Linked DNA regions of Homo sapiens: regions 1, 2 and 4 are each linked to region 3. Evidence: read pairs that join two places in POLR2A ChIA-PET (ENCODE). Cell type or tissue: MCF 10A. All regions are shown on one strand. Region 1 overlaps MACROD2 (mono-ADP ribosylhydrolase 2). Region 2 overlaps MACROD2 (mono-ADP ribosylhydrolase 2). Region 3 overlaps MACROD2 (mono-ADP ribosylhydrolase 2). Region 4 overlaps MACROD2 (mono-ADP ribosylhydrolase 2).

The links. ChIA-PET counts read pairs that join two places held together with the same protein. Peaks named below come from ENCODE experiments on the same cell type or tissue, not always from the same donor. Only the 100,000 strongest peaks of a DNase experiment are listed, where the experiment ranks them.
Region 1: POLR2A ChIA-PET joins it to region 3 with 18 read pairs; 2 of 35 experiments call an interaction of 5 or more read pairs at or near these places.
Region 2: POLR2A ChIA-PET joins it to region 3 with 20 read pairs; 5 of 35 experiments call an interaction of 5 or more read pairs at or near these places.
Region 4: POLR2A ChIA-PET joins it to region 3 with 13 read pairs; 4 of 35 experiments call an interaction of 5 or more read pairs at or near these places.

What each region holds. Positions count from the first base shown.
Region 1 is chr20:14,961,615-14,965,614 of GRCh38, forward strand. The region is part of intron 5 of MACROD2 (mono-ADP ribosylhydrolase 2); the gene reads left to right. Among named protein-coding and RNA genes, the nearest start is that of MACROD2-AS1, 34 kb to the left of the region's middle. In MCF 10A, no CTCF peak of the experiment used is centred here; a DNase peak (open chromatin) is centred at 1,787.
Region 2 is chr20:14,989,514-14,993,513 of GRCh38, forward strand. All of the region lies in intron 5 of MACROD2 (mono-ADP ribosylhydrolase 2), which reads left to right. Among named protein-coding and RNA genes, the nearest start is that of MACROD2-AS1, 62 kb to the left of the region's middle. In MCF 10A, no CTCF peak of the experiment used is centred here; DNase peaks (open chromatin) are centred at 1,718, 2,778 and 3,578.
Region 3 is chr20:15,043,116-15,047,115 of GRCh38, forward strand. All of the region lies in intron 5 of MACROD2 (mono-ADP ribosylhydrolase 2), which reads left to right. Among named protein-coding and RNA genes, the nearest start is that of MACROD2-AS1, 120 kb to the left of the region's middle. In MCF 10A, no CTCF peak of the experiment used is centred here; a DNase peak (open chromatin) is centred at 2,326.
Region 4 is chr20:14,978,895-14,982,894 of GRCh38, forward strand. All of the region lies in intron 5 of MACROD2 (mono-ADP ribosylhydrolase 2), which reads left to right. Among named protein-coding and RNA genes, the nearest start is that of MACROD2-AS1, 51 kb to the left of the region's middle. In MCF 10A, no CTCF peak of the experiment used is centred here; no DNase peak of the experiment used is centred here.

The DNA of each region.
Region 1 (4,000 bases), 82 kb before region 3:
CCTCCTGGGCTCAAACGATATCGCCCACGGCCCCTCAACTCCCCATCCCACTTCGGCCTCCCAAAGTGCAAGGATTACAGGTGTGAGTCACTGCGCCAGCCTAAGTTAGGTGTTTAAATGATTCTAAGACACACATTCTTTCACATTTTGAAAATATTTTATTTTGAATTTTTAGACTTACAGAAAAGTTGCAAAAATAATTCAAAGAGTTTAAAAAATATACACCTCTCTCATCCCACTCCTTCTAATGGTAATATCTTAGAAAACCATATGACAATTATCAAGAACAAGAAATTAACAATTATACAATATCAATAACTAAACTTCAGACCTTATTTGAATTTTGCCAGTTTTTCTACTAACCTTTTTGTTTGTTTGTTTTTGAGACGGAGTCTCACTCTCGCTCAGACTGGAGTGCAGTGGTACCATCTGGGCTCACTGCAACCTCTGCTTCCCAGTTTCAAGCAATCCTCCCACGTTGGCCTCCCGAGTAGCCAGGACTACAGGCGTGTGCCACCACACCCAGCTAGTGACCTTTTTGTTGTTGTTGTTCTAGGATCTCACATTACATTTATTTGTTCTTAATCTCTTCCAGCCTATAACTGGTTCTCAGTCTTTTCTTAGCTTTTGTGACTTGGCACTTTTGAAGAGTACTCCTCAGTTATTTCTGTACAATGTCCCTCAATTTGACATTTTTTTCTAGAGAGAGAATCTCACGCTGTCACCCAGGCTGGAGTACATTGGCTCAATCATAGCTCACTGCATCCTTGACCTCCTGGGCTCAAGTGATCCTCCCATCTCAGCCTCTCAAGTACACACACATATATATAGTATTTATATATATATATAGTATTTATATATAGTTATGTTTGTTTTGTTTCTGAGACAGAATTTTGCTCTCTCTCTCTCTCTTTCTCTCTCTCTCTCTTTCTCTCTGTCTCTATATATATGTGTATGAAAAGTTACGCTATAACAAGTGTGGAAATACCAAGCAAATAAAAGTCTGTAAAAAGAATACCTCCTCTTCCTCTTTTCTTCCTCCTCCTCTTCTTCCTTTTCTTCATTACTTCTTCCTTCTTATCTTTCTTATTCTCTTCTTTTTTTTCTTTTTATTCTAACCTTTCTTTCTTCTTTTCCTTTTCCTCCTCTCCCTCCTCACCAATGCTCTTTCTCTCGTCTGTCCACTTTCCTCTCTCCATATTTCACCTACTAAAATAGTATTTATTTGGTCCACATTCCCGTAAAATTGCTGTTGTTTGGGGAAAAAAAACTCTAAGGAAACTCAGAAAGCTGTGTTACCCAAATCATTTACAATTTGAGTTGGTTGGAGAATATGCCATGGAGAAAGCCTGTTCGGAGATGATTAGCATGCCAGTCCAATGTCTTTTCCTACTTAAATTTTTAAGATAGTTTAGGACTCCGATAACTATTATGTCTTAGCTAGTGGTTATTCAGAAATAAAATAAAAAAACTGTACCATACTTTTTTTCACCAAGTAGAATTAGCTCAGAGCACAGTGCATTGGGTGTCTGGGCTTCTGGTAGGTGAGGCTGGGATGTGCAGGTAGAGATTATTGAGTACCGTAGTAGTACAGCAGCATCCAAGTTTAAATTTGAGGGTGGGTGTCAGCTTAGAAAATCTGAGTGCTTGCAAGGGCTGAGAATTTCTCCAGCCTTTCCTGCAGCTGTCAGAAGTGCCCTGTTTTGCCCTTCCCTCACACCTCCTCCCAATAATTCTATTACTCAGGGGAAGGAGACCTGGGAGGGTGAAATGACTCATTATTCTATTAGACAATGGGACGCTTGGGTTTTGACTAAGGCTGCTCAGACTGCCAGAGTCCCGACCTCCATGGCAATCCAGAGGCACAGGAAATCTGAGATTTAAAGTTGTGAACTCAGTATTGACATGAAAAATGCCACTTGTGTTGTGCTGAAACAGGTATGCTGATTATGTAACAGCTTCCAACACATTCCCTGCCGGTGGTGGGTTTTGATTGACATTTTATGAGCCTTATTACTCTTGAAAACAATACTGAAAATGCCATGACAAGCTCAGGATGGAAATATGAACACACGATCCTCTTCCTGCTGAACTAGAAAATAGCTTTTCGAAATTCTTGGAAGAAAGTGGAAAGTTCTTCATGTAGATTCATAATGATCAATCTCTTTTTGTTTCTTGGGAGGAGAAGGATCCTCAAATCTTATAGCAATTTAGCATGGTCTAGTCCCCAGAACTTTTCTTTGGGCTTCTTACAACTTACAAATAAATGTTGACTTCTAAAGTAGAGAGGGAAATGCATAGGATATCAATGGCTTGATAAATATTTACAGCAATAAATTACAGTTTTTTGCATTCATAGTAATTCCTTGGTAGAGGGAGTTTATTGTTTAAACAATATAGAGATGGAAATGCAGCAGAAATTCAGATTTTTTTCTGTGTTTTTTTTTCTTCTCTGTATAAGGTGATTTTTTTTCTTCTCTGTATAACAAATTTTCAAAGTAGAATGGAGGTTCAAGAATGTCAATGAAATATAAATGGTATGGTGCATTTGCTTTCATTGAATTGTTGGCTCTCCTTAAGTATATTAGGATAGCAAACTCTCTGAATTAGGATTTCAACCTCTTCGATTTCCTTCTGATTTTGTGTAACTAAAATATATAAATGAGACTGCACACAGGCCGGGCGCGGTGGCTCACGCCTGTAATCCCAGCACTTTGGGAGGCCGAGGAGGGCAGATCACGAGGTCAGGAGATCGAGACCATCCTGGCTAACACGGTGAAACCCCGTCTCTACTAAAAATACAAAAAAATTAGCCGGGCGTGGTGGCGGGCACCTGTAGTCCTAGCTACTCAGGAGGCTGAGGCAGAAGAATGGCGTGAATCTGGGAGGTGGAGCTTGCAGTGAGCCGAGATCGCGCCACTGCACTTCAGCCTGGGCGACAGAGCAAGACTCCATCTCAAAAAAATAAAAAAAATAAAAAAAAAATAAAGAGAGACTGCACGCACACTAGCATCCCTGGATTCCAAATACCTATCTGCTTTGTTATAAAATTAATAGTAATAATAGCAGCAACAATGGAAATAGTAGCTAGATTTATTGAGTTCATATTGTTTTTAACTTGTGAACCCAAGCAGTCCCATAGCCACTGTGCTATACTTTAGTGTTATTTTTAAAAATCACGCTCAACTAAAAATGGGAAGCCCAGGCAGCTGGTTTGGTGTCACTTCTCTGCTAAGATGAATGCCCTCTGCACCCTCAAGTGGTGAAGCAGGTATAGGCGGAATACATACAGAATGAAAAACTGTATTTGTGAAACACTTTGAAGGAAAGGTGTTGTGAAAATTGTGTTTTGTTAAGTATTGAGGGATATGGAATTAGAAATAATAGTACAGTTGAGACAGAAAGATCATTTTTCTGAAGCACATGTTTAGTGTCGGCAAAGGTTAAGCTGTTTTTGATGAACCTGTTTTCATGTGAAAATTACTATAAATGGTCAGCAGATACTTGCTTTTAAGGAGCCTACTTCTGATTGGTCAGCCAGATAAGCGTGTATGTGGTGATTGTTAAGAAGCAGCTGGTGTCAGTTTAAAAGAATGATGTTCTATCCTCTTCCGTCTTGACCAGTCTGAGAACAGTAACATCAATATTTGAAGTTATATATTCAATATTCATTACAATATTCTGAAACTAGTTGTTCATGGAAATATATCGGTAACTTAACACAATTCCAAATGCCATTTTTTATAGTTATACTTTTTTGCTGTTTCTTAAAATGATATTACTAGATCCATATTCTAATTGTTTCCAACCTAGGGACGGCTAAAAGTTATTTTTTTTTCTTTTTTTTTTTTTTTTTTTTTTTTTGAGACGGAGTCTCTCTCAGTCCCCCAGGCTGGAGTGTAGTGGCCCGATCTCGGCTCACTGCAAGCTCCGCCTCCCGGGTTCACGCCATTCTCCTGACTCAGCCTCCCTAGTAACTGGGGCTATAGGCGCCCGCCAC
Region 2 (4,000 bases), 54 kb before region 3:
AAGAGAGAGTCAGGTGCAAGGGGGTTGGGACTGCTACCTTTATGGGATTCTGTAACCAAGGGGTAGAAGATTCATGAAGATTCCTGGAACAAGGTGGAGATTTCTTGGAACTCTGGTACCACCCATTTTTGCACTAAATATGGATGTTTCTAGAACTGTCATAGCGCTGGTGGGTGTGTAATTTAAGATGTTAATGAGCATATAATAAGGTCCTAGGTGAAATCTAGGTCAAATCCAGTGCTATGTTGGGTCCGGTCCGTTTTAGGTCGGTCATAGCTTGGTCCACACCCAGATTTTTTCAGGATCTTATCTACCCCTAGCTTCTGCAGCTATTTCAACCGTTTCTTTTTGCTAGTCATGTGAAACTGCTGCCTGGAATTTTCTATGTTCCTACAATCACCCTGTATTATTCCTATGTCAATTTTAAAAGGAATTATTTGTCTCTGGGGATCTTCATGAGCTGTGGTTTCTCTGGGGATCTTGATGAGCTGTGGTTACATAGCTCTAAAATGGTCCTGAGGATGGGTCAGTTTTTACAAGTAGCCGGCAGCTTAAATGGGGTAGGCAGTTACACTGGTCATTTCACTGAATACATCAGCTGGCCTGGCATTTCACTTGAGGTCACCAATTCTGAGCCCCAGAGAGGAGCCAGCTGTTCACATTTCCAAAACCCCTATGTCAACGAATGGGTTTTGGAAATGTGATCAGCCTCATATTTAATATCGGGAGATACACAATAGATAAAAAATGTTGCCTTTGGAAGGATGTGACTTGAATAATGCTGCAAAAGGTGGAACACAATTTGAGTGAGTTAAGAAGCCCAGGGTAGTTATTTTGGAAGTTGCAGATTTGCTAGCCTGCTATGTTGAGATATCTCTGAAGACAGGGGCTCAACTCCACCAGGACCTGAGGTCTTTGCTTAAATAACCCCACATAAGGCCCTTGTTTCTTCCAAGGACCAAGAGAACTGAGAGCTCTGTTTCCTTTTTTTTTTTCTTTTTCTTTTTTTTTTTTTTTTGAGATGGAGTCTCGCTCTGCCGCCCAGGCTGGAGTGCAATGGCGCGATCTCGACTCACTGAAACCTCTGCCTCTCAGGTTGAAGCAATTCTCCTGCCTCAGCCTCCCAAGTAGCAGGGACTACAGGCACTCACCACCACTCCCGGATAATTTTTGTATTTTTAGTAGAGGCGGGGTTTCACCATATTGGCCAGGCTGGTCTTGAACTACTGACCTTGTGATCTGCCCACCTCGGCCTCCCAAAGTGCTGGGATTACAGGTGTGAGCCACCACGCCCGGCTGAGAACTATGTTTCTTAAACTTAATCTGCAACATGACTTTAATATTCTAAATCTCTAATTAGTAGCCTTGGGCTGGGGGAAGGCCCCCTGAAAGTTATTGATAAGAAAAGTTATGATATATTACTCACATGCATTATTTTTGCTCCAGGAAGATAAAGATCAAGAAGGGGCAGAATTCTGTGTCTTTCTGTGAGACTGTCTCTTTTTCAACATTTATTTAGTTTCCATGTGAAACTCCTTACACTGTTGTAAACTAGTTTCTTGCCCTGTACACAGCTTGCTGGGCCTGCTGCTGTTCTTGATGGCCTAGTAGGAAAGGAAATGGCTTGAGACACTTTCCACCTTTCCTAATCCTTCTTAAGCCTTGAATGATGTCAGTGCAAACACCAAGTGAAAAAAAAAATCTCACGTTGCCCCATTTCCCAACTGTTTGACCACTGCCTGTTCATGGACAGTGAACCCACTCATACCATAACAACTTTGCATCATTTTTTTTTTAAAGAATTGACTACACATCAAACACAAATGCCTAGGTCTTGGGTAGATTCCAACAAAACATTACAGTGAGAAAAATAAGAAAAAATATGTTACAGTGAGCAAAGCCCTCAGCCTCTGCACTGAATATCCTTAGCCCTTCATTTTCATCAGATTTTCTTGAATCACAGACCTAAGGAATTTATTTTCTCTACTTTGCAAAGGAGCTAACTGAGGCTGTAAAAGACAATGCTCCCAATGACTCTGACTTCAAGAGACAAGACTATGATAAGGACCAAGTTACTTTATTTCCAGCCTTCAATTTGATTTATTGTTTTTATTTATGCACTGCCTACTTCAAAAAGTGATTTGAGGGAGACTACAGATCAAATTCCCTTTCAAAATAGATCTCACTTCTTTGGGGGAAGATGAAAGGGTAAGGGTGAAGCAAGGTGACACATTTTAGTTGACAATCTCTAGACTTGGGCTGTCATAGACTAGAGTTGGATTCAGTTATCTAATTTGCACCGCCTTAATTAATGCTCCAGGTCTACAGGTACATAGTGTGAATTTAAAAGTTTGAAATATTCAGATCAAAATGGTTATAACTGTAACCATTCACCTATCATCCATCCATCCAACTCTCCATCCATCCATCCATCCATCCAAAAGACATTTATTGATCTCCTACTCAGTATTAAGCACTTGTCATATTGAGTGGGTGGTGGGAGGAGAGGATAGAGTCAGGTGTTAACGCATATATGTACACATAACTACAAATTATAGTAAGAGCTGTGTTAAATATGGCAACCATTTTTTAAGTCTAGAATTTATTTGAGGCTATGCAGTAGAGAAAATAACTCATTTATTTCTGGGTAAGTAGTTTAAGGATCACTTTTCCAAAGTGAAGTCTTTTCTTAAAAATAGAAATTTCTCATCTACAACATTCATCATAGAAAGAATGCAGCATTGCATCAGAACTGATGTTCTTGCTCATAAAATAAACAAAACACAATGGTGTCTCTATCTGTAGAATGTAGGTGTTGTAACACATCTGCCTAGAAGCTAGTTAAAATGCATGTTGTTCTTATATTTCAATTAGAAGTAAGCAGACTTGATTGTCTAACACAAAAACTCAGTTGCTTTGATGTATTTGTTTTTGCATATGGTTCAAATTATCATCAAAACTGTATTATCAGTGATAATATACTAATGCAGTAGGTTGACATTAGGGGCTGACTAGCTGACTGTTGCCATATATAATTAATCCAAAGTAATGTGATATGGCCTTTAAGATGTAAAAGAATTTACACAAATTATTTTCTCCCATTATTTCCAGAGATTAGATGTTATGGAAAAGACTTTTAAAAGATGACATGATTTAATAGCCTTTTCCTAAGTAGACTATAATACCTGTAATGCAGAAGAATTTAGAACTTTTAGACATGCATCTAGTTTACACATTTAAAAGCTAAATGTATATCGTATATTGTGAAGTTCCTTTCTTTGAAATTTTTTTAAAAATCAGATTTGAAAAGCCTTTTTGCCTATGATGTTTTAGAGATAATACTGCTGGAAAGCAAGAACCTGACATAAAAGTCCATAACGATAGCTTTCTAGGCTCTAATCCTGTGATTCCACTAGAAATATCTTTTGGGTGGGCATGACATTAACCATCCTGTCTTACAAATACAATAGAATATTTAATGATCTTCCATTGTATTCTGGAAAATAGACTGCATTCTCTTTCTCTATCTGCCTCCCTCTTTCTCCCTTCTCTTGTCCTTTCTGGTACTTTGCCAGAAACCGCCTGTTTCTTTCCTGGAGTCCAGTAATTGAAGGTAATTTTTTGGAAGATGGTTTCAATTATCTAAAGCCAGTGGAATGTTTAACTGCCCCTTGCTATTCGTGAACTTGTTTACAGTGGGATTTCAGATGAATTCAGATTACATGCAACCAGATGTTATCTGCTATGGTTACTTTTTTTTTTTTTTGGTGAAGGAAAATTGTATGAGGGAGGGGTCTTTGATATCATATTTAGATCAACTGCCCTCAAATTCTTGGAAGTGTGCCCCTGGGATAAAGTTTTGGGGTAAACTTTTGATCCCAACCAATGAACATCCAAATATGAGAATATACATTCTCTGTGTAATAAATTTAAGATCTTCCCATTTTCTGTGTGTCTTTATATGATACTAATCCAAAAAAATTGCCTCACAAAAATATTT
Region 3 (4,000 bases):
TGCTTTGGTGGCTTGCTTAGGGCATAGTAAGCCACTAGGACTCCATGTTTCTATGACCAGGCAGTGGACTGAATTTGTTCCACAGACGCATTTTATTTAGCCCACAAAGTTTTAAGAATCTGGAAATTTTATTTGAATAATGTAGTTTTCAGATTTCTCTTGAAAAATGGGAAATACTGTAACTCAGTGCCTGCATTCTTGCATAGGAGCAGCCAGCTGGCTGGGGCTGTGCCTTTGCATAGGGCATTGCTGTGCCTTTGCATGGGGCATTGGCTCTCCAGGCCCACACAGGCCCCTCCAGTGTCCATTGGATTCCACCTAGCTTCCTTCACCCACTTGAGTTTTTTGCATGATGCCTCCACGCTGCACACCCACATTCTCTCTCTGGAGTTTGTCCCTCTCTGAGTGGCTTCTTTTGAAAGATTGTCTTGGGCCCCTGTACTCCTGGGCCTTCAGATCTTCCTTTACTTATCGCCTCTTCCCTTTTCTCTTTCCCCCAGTCAAAAAGAAGCTTTTGCAGTCTGGGCATGGTGGAGAGGAGCTCTTTTCATTCACTGTGCTTCTCTCTAACACTTTGTCTGTACCCCTGATTATGGCCTCCACTTCAGATGCCAGTCACACATCCAGGCTTCCCGTATTTCTGACCAACCAGCTGATCAGAGGTTCCCACGACACTCTCCTCGGGTTTGATATTTTATTAGAATGGATCACAGAACTCAGGAAGACACTTTACTTAATATGACCAATTTATTACAAAGGACACAATTCAAGAATGGCCAGACAGAAGAGATGCATGGGGCAGAAAGAGGCATGAAGCTTCCAAACCTTCTCTGGGAGCGCCACACTCCTTGTACCTGCATGTGCTCAGCACCCCTGAAACTCTCTGCACTCCATTGTGTAGGGTTTTTATGGAGGTGTCATTAAATAGGCATGATTGATTAAGTCATTGGCCTTTGGTGATTGAATTCAATCTACAGCCTATCTCCCCTCCATGGAGGTTGGAAGGTGGGGCTGAAAGGTGCCAACCCTCTCATCACATGGTCGGATCCTCTGGCAACCAGACCTCATCCTGAAGCTATTTAGGGGCCCATCAAGAGTAATCCTATTAGCATAATCTCAGGTGTGGTTAAAGAGCCTTATTATGAATAACCAAAGAGGTTCTTCTTACTCCTATCACTCAGGAGCTTACAAGAGTTTTAGGGAGCTCTGTGCCAGGAACTGGGGACTGAATATATATTTGTTATATCACACTATCAGTTTTGAAATTCAAAATGGCACAATCAAGATTATTCCTGTTTTCTCCCTTAACACACTCCTTCTCTGAGTCAATGAGTACATCTGTGCGGAGTGTCTCCCATTTGCCCTCCAGACCCACTCTTCCCATCTTTCCCATTCTCTCTGCCTGGAGAGCTGATCTGTATGGACTGTCTCAATGGACTTCTCTGCCTTCTGGCTTCTTTTTGGGTTTGGTCAATGGGCAGCTCTCCCAGGCAGTCTAAGGTAAAGAGGAGAGTAAAGGTGAGGTGTTTGCTTTTTGTGATTGTCTACATGTGCTGGGAACTACACTTTCTTTTCAAGCCTTTTGGCTTGAAAATGTTAACAGTGCCTGCTTGCTAACTTCAGGGAATGTCACTAGCTCTGGGGGTTGCTACAGCCTTCCCACATCTTTGTAAATAGTCTCTATTAAACACTCAAATTACTCTGTTTGAAAGTGCCATTTATTTCCTCTTGGGACTCTCACAGATAAAACGTTATGTGCAGTTGTTTATCCATAGAAATATTTAATAATATTTATACAGATTTTAAGTTTTGTCTAAAAATACATTCAATGTTAAAATGCAGCATCTGAACCTTATGTCAATGTAAGAGTTTTCTACAAAACAGTCATATGTGGTTCAAAACACAAGAGGCTGAATTGAAGCTTTTTAACTCCTACATCACAACCTTTTAACACACAAGGAATCCTGAGTGCACCAGTTTCTAAGAGAACCTAACAGTACTAAAGATGATCTAGAAAAAGAAAAGAAAAGAAAAGAAATGGGGATGAATTGTCTGAGGAAGAATTGTCAGTAACAAGTTCATCATGGCCGTCACCCTGCAGAAGACCCTAATCAGAAAACACAGCTTCACGCAGCTAAATTTTTAATGCTCTTCTAAATAATGTCTGAGGTTAGAATGTCAGCTTGGGAATCCCAAACATCCAGTAAAATGGGACACCTTTGCCACCTCTGTGAGAGTGTTCTGACCTTGTCTGTGTTTTTCTCCCCTTCAGTTCACTCAGCAACACAGGGAGGTGAGTAAAGGATTTGGCAGCACATTTGAGGCCCGGGGGAGAAAGAGTGCTTGCAGGCATGTCTCCACGTTGCGCGGAAAACATGATGTTTAGCTGTTGAAACTATTGTGAAACTTGGCTTTCTTCCTTAGTTTGCCTTTTTAATAAATTCCTAAATCATGATTTGATTCATAAATTACAAATATATGGTGTTTGTACATGTGAAATACAAGATCATAACCATGGAGAAAGGCCACCATTACCCATAGATTTTTAATCAAACAAATTGGTTTATTCTGATGTTTCTCTGATAATTTCTCTCCAGACCAGGGTTTTTTTTTTTTTTTTTTTTTTTTTCCCTTTCTGATAACACACCACACTTTTGGACTATCTACACAAATAGCTATGAAAAATGGCCTTGTTATAACTGAGGGAACTTCATTATATTGAAGTGCTTTTTGAAAAATATTCTAAAATATGAAAACTGGCCATCCGAACAGGAGAGCAGTATTTCTGAGGGTGTTCTGCTGGCTCGCCTCTCCACGTCTGACCTGTCTTCTTTGTGAGCTCTGAATCTTCCTGTCACCTCTTCAACAGCAGTGTGTTCTGCAAGTCCAGCCTTCTCCTCTCTGTGGCGTCCTTTCGGAGATCATCTGTACGCTCAAGGCTTCAGTTAATTACTTGAATAATGTATATATTTAAGCATCTTCTTCGCCTTTTTCTCTTCTGTTTTAGGTCTTCTCAGACTCCTCCTAGAACAATATAGAATAAATGCCACATAAGGTAAAAATTAAAAAATACATATATATATATAAGAAATTCAAATAAACTGTTTTGTAAAAGTAAGAGACAACATATGGATCAGTAATTTAAAAATATATCTCCGAACCTTCCCACATGATGACTTCTAAAGCTATAACTCTTACCTCGTAGTCTCTTTTGAACATAAGTTTTGCAAAAAGAATGGTCCCCAAAACCAAAACATTTCACGCACATGTTCTTCCATTACCGCAGATTTACCATGACCAAGATTAAACCCAATGAGAACATCTTCCTACCAAAACCCTTTAGACGGTCTGTTTCTGTCTGTGACACAATTACTCCCAGTAAACAAGTGTCACGTCTGTGTTTTTGCACATGTGTACCTAGGTATGTGTGCGCACACACACATGCATGTATGTATTAAGAAAGGAGTTAGTGTTTATTGTTTTAACCCCACTTCTTACTCTGGCTGTCCGTTCCCAGTCAGTTTCAAATCTTGGATTCTTCTTTTGAAATGACTCTTAAAGTCCCCCTTCTTCTCCATTCCAGTTGTGTTTCTTTTAATCCCAGGCTACAGTCCCCTCACTTCTGGACTATCACAACACCTGTCCAGTTGGCCTCTCTGTCTACTCTTTCCACGCCTAGGTTATAAATTACTCAGTTGTAGCTATTATACCTCATAACTTTCTGTTCCTTGACTTTGCTAATGCTTTCCTTCTGAAAAGGAATTTATTAATCTGGGCTGTTGGTCCTGTTCCTCTTAACATTTTGTCAACTATACTTCAATTACTTGCATCTGATTAACAGCTGCTGTGACTTTCCCTAAAGTAGAACATATTTCTTTATGTCTCTTTGATAACTCACTGCATTCATTGGTTGCCCTTGGCTGAAAAGCACATTGCTTATCAATGTGTTTTGTTCACAATGATCTGGCAGCCCAAGCATGATATTTAATGTAATTGATGT
Region 4 (4,000 bases), 64 kb before region 3:
TATATAATATATTATATATAATATATATCATAATATATATCATAATATATATAATCATATATATATATATTTAAGAGACAGGGCCTTTGCTCTGTCACCTAGGCTGAAGTACAGTGGTGTTATCATAGCTCACTGCAACCTCGGACTCCTGGGCTCAAGTGATCCTTCGGCATCAGCCTCCTGAGTAGCTAGGACTACATGTACACACCACCATACCCAGCTAATTTTTTTTTTTTTTAATTTTTTGTAGAGACAGGGTCTCACTGTGTTTCTCAGGCTAGTCTCAAATTCCTAGCCTCAAAAGATCCTCCTACCTCGGCCTTCTAAAGTATTGGGATGACAGATGTGAGTGCCTGAGCCCAGCTGTGATTTATATTTTAATGAACAAAAGATTAGAATAAAATTTGTAAAATTTTTATTTCTAACTATTTTTCATGGCTTGACATAAAATAAATGTGCATTTGGGCAAATACTGCATTTCAGTGAGGCATGTACTTCCATTGTGTGTTGAAATGTAAGTTGGCATAAAAGAACCAACAAAAAAGTCATTACAGTTTTATTATTTGTTGACAGCAAGAGAGAAAGAAATATTCTCTCAAGATGAACAATAATGTCCTGTTAACTGACTTAAAAAGAGCAAAGTTTAAATTGCTTATTCAGAGAACTCTACCTTCTAATACTTTGAGCTTCCTGGAAAAAGAAATGGGTTCTTGATAAGTTATGTGAATTGTGCTTCGACATAAATGTCAATGTTTGATCACAAGTTTTTTTTACCAAATGCCAATCTGCGAGGTCAGCTAGTTCAATGAGTCATTTTGCTTAATAAGGAAATTTAAGTAGTTGTTTCTATCCTTTGTTGTCACGTTGGAAATGCTTCAAAGAGAAGCTACTTGTTCTGATAAAATAGAATAATATGAACTTTGGAACTAGACAAAACTGAATTGAGTTTTGCCTTTGTCACTAAATTAACTGTGTGGTGTTGATATGTCCTTAAAACCCTTGAAGCTTTTACTTCCCAATCTATAAAATAGGGATGATAATACCTTCTTGGTAGAATGGGTTTTGAGATGACTTATCTACTATGTTTGTTATCCCCTGCCACTTGGTAATAATAATGGCTAGCATTTATTGAGTGTTTACCATGTTTCAGGAAACTTGTAAGCACTTTGTAAGTATTACCATATTTAATTCTCATGACAATCTTGCTGTCATTTGAATATTTGTCCTCCTAAAAACTTATTTTGAAATTTCATCCTGAAGGTGGAAGTATTGAGAGATGGGGCCTTAAAAAGGTTAATGGGTCATGAGAACTCTATCTCATGAATGAATCAATCCATTCTTGAATTAATGGATTAATGAATTACTAGGTTAGTAGATTAATGAGTTATCTCAGGAGTGACACTGGTGACTTGAAAGAGAGACCTGAGCTAGCAAGCTCAGCCCCCTCCCCACATGATGCCTTGTCCCACCTTGGAACTCTGCAGAAACTCCACACCAGCAAGACGGCCCTCACCAGATGCAACCCCTCAACCTTCTCAGACTCTGTAACTGTAAGAAATAAATTCCTTGTCTTTGTAAATTTCTCAGTTTCAGGTATTCCATTACAAACAACAGAAAACAGACTAAGACACGCCCTACAGGTGGATATAATCATTATTCTCATTTTGTAAATGAAGAAACAGAAACAATGACAACTTATGTAATTGGCCAAGTGAAATACTACTAATCATTAAGGCCAGCATTTAAGCTCTCATGGTGTTTTGCTCTAGTGACCCTATTTGTGACACTACATTATTCTTTACCTTGGTGGATACTCAGTAACTGGTTGCCATTTTTATTGACCATGGTAGTATAAAGCATCAAGTTTAGCACCTAGCTAGGAATCCAGGTGTTTTCTTGGTTCTCTCACTTACCCAGGATAATCAGGTCTTCAGCAAATCATGTCTATTGTACCTCCTAATCCCTCTTCTTCTAATTCACTTTTTCCTTGCTGCCTTTAATCTAAGCCACCATTCTTTCTCTCTTCCAGGCTAGGGCAGAAGCCTCCCAGTAGGCCCCTCCTTAGCTCCTTGAGTTCTTCTCCTCTCTCATCCAGAGTGCAGCCAGAAGGATCCTTTACAAAAAGAAGTGTGTGTGTGTGTGTGTGTGTGTGTGTGTGCATGTGTGTATGTGTGTGTGTGTGTCCCACCTAACTTAAGAGTTTGGGGGAATGCCCCCATTTCTTATAGCTTTTAGGAAAAAAACAAGGATCCCCATCATCGCGTTCAAGGTCCTACACTGAGGTGACATAGCTAGTATATTCAGCTAACTCTGAAAGGTCCTTTATTCACTTCCTTAGCAATATTAAACAAACCCTTGGACACATTAAATCCCTGTTCCCAGCTTTTGCAAATGCCATCCCCACTGCCTGGAATGTTCTTCCTCTTTTCCATTCACCTGGGTAAGTTTCACTTTTCCTTCATTTTAGCTTAAACCTCACTCCTTTGGAAAAGCCTTACTGTAATTCCAATCATACGTGTGTGTGTATATATGTATATGTATATATATATATATATATATGTGTGTGTGTGTCTGTGTGTGTGTCGGTGTGTGCATGTTATATGATTTGGCCGTGTCCCCACTCAAATCTCATTTTAAATTCCCACCTGTTGTGGGAGAGACCCAGTGGGAGGTAATTGAATCATGGGGGCAGATCTTTCCTGTGTTGTTCTTGTGATAGTGAATAAGTCTTGCGAGATCTGGTGGCTTTAAAAATGGAATTTTCCCTGCACAAGCTGTCTTCTCTTGTCTGCCACCATATGAGATGTGCCTTTCACCTTCCACCATGATTGTGAGGCCTCCCCAGCCACATGGAACTGTAAATCCAATAAACCTCTTTCTTTTGTAAATTGCCCAATCTCGGTTATGTCTTTATCAGCAGTGTGAAAATGGACTAATGCAGTAAACTGGTACCAGTAGAGTAGGGTGTTGCTGAAAAGATACCTGAAAATTTGGAAGTGACTTTGTAACTGGGTTACAGGCAGAGGTTGGAACAGTTTAGAGAGCTCATAAGAAGACAGGGAAATGTGGGAAAGTTTTGAACTTCCTAGAGACTTGTTGAATGACTTTGACAAAAATGCTGATAGTGATATGAACAATAAGGTCCAGGCTGTGGTGGTCTCAAATAGAGAGGAGGAACTTGTTGGGAACTGGAGCAAAGGTGACTCTTGTTATGTTTTAGGAAAGAGACTGGCAGTATTTTGTCCCTGCCCTAGAGATCTGTGGGACTTTGAACTTGAGAGAGATGATTTAGGGTATCTGGTGGAAGAAATTTCTAAGCAGCAAAACATTCAAGAGGTGACTTGGGTACTCTTAAATGCATTCAGTTTCAGAAGGGAAATGGAACATAAAATTTGGAAAATTTGCAGCCTAACAGTGCAGTAGAAGAGAAAATTCCATTTTCTGAGGAGAAATTCAAGCTGGCTGCAGAAATTTGCATAAGTAATGAGGAGCTGAATGTTAATCACCAAGACAATGGGGAAAATGTCTCCAGGGCATGTCAGAGACCTTTGTGGCAGTCCCTCCCATCACAGGCCTGGAGGCACAGGAGGAAAAAATGGTTTAATGGGCCACACCAAGGGTCACCATGCTGTGTGCAGCCTAGGGACTTGGTGCCCTACATCCCAGCCACTCCAGCTGTGGCTGAAAGGGGCCAACGCAGAGCTTGGGCCATGGCCTCAGAGGGTGCAAACCTCAAGCCTTGGCAGCTTCCACATGGTGTTGAGCCTTGTGAGTGCACAGAAGTCAAGAACTGAGGTTTGGGAACCTCCAACTAGATTTCAGAAGATGTATAGAAATGTCTGGATGCTCAGGCAGAAGTTTGCTTTAGGGGTGGGGTCCTCACAGAGAACCTCTCCTAGGGCAGTGCATTGGGCAGTGTGGGGTGGGAGCCCCCACACAGAGTCCCTACTGGAGTACTGCCTAGTGGAGCTGTGAGAAGAGGATCACTATCCTCCAGACC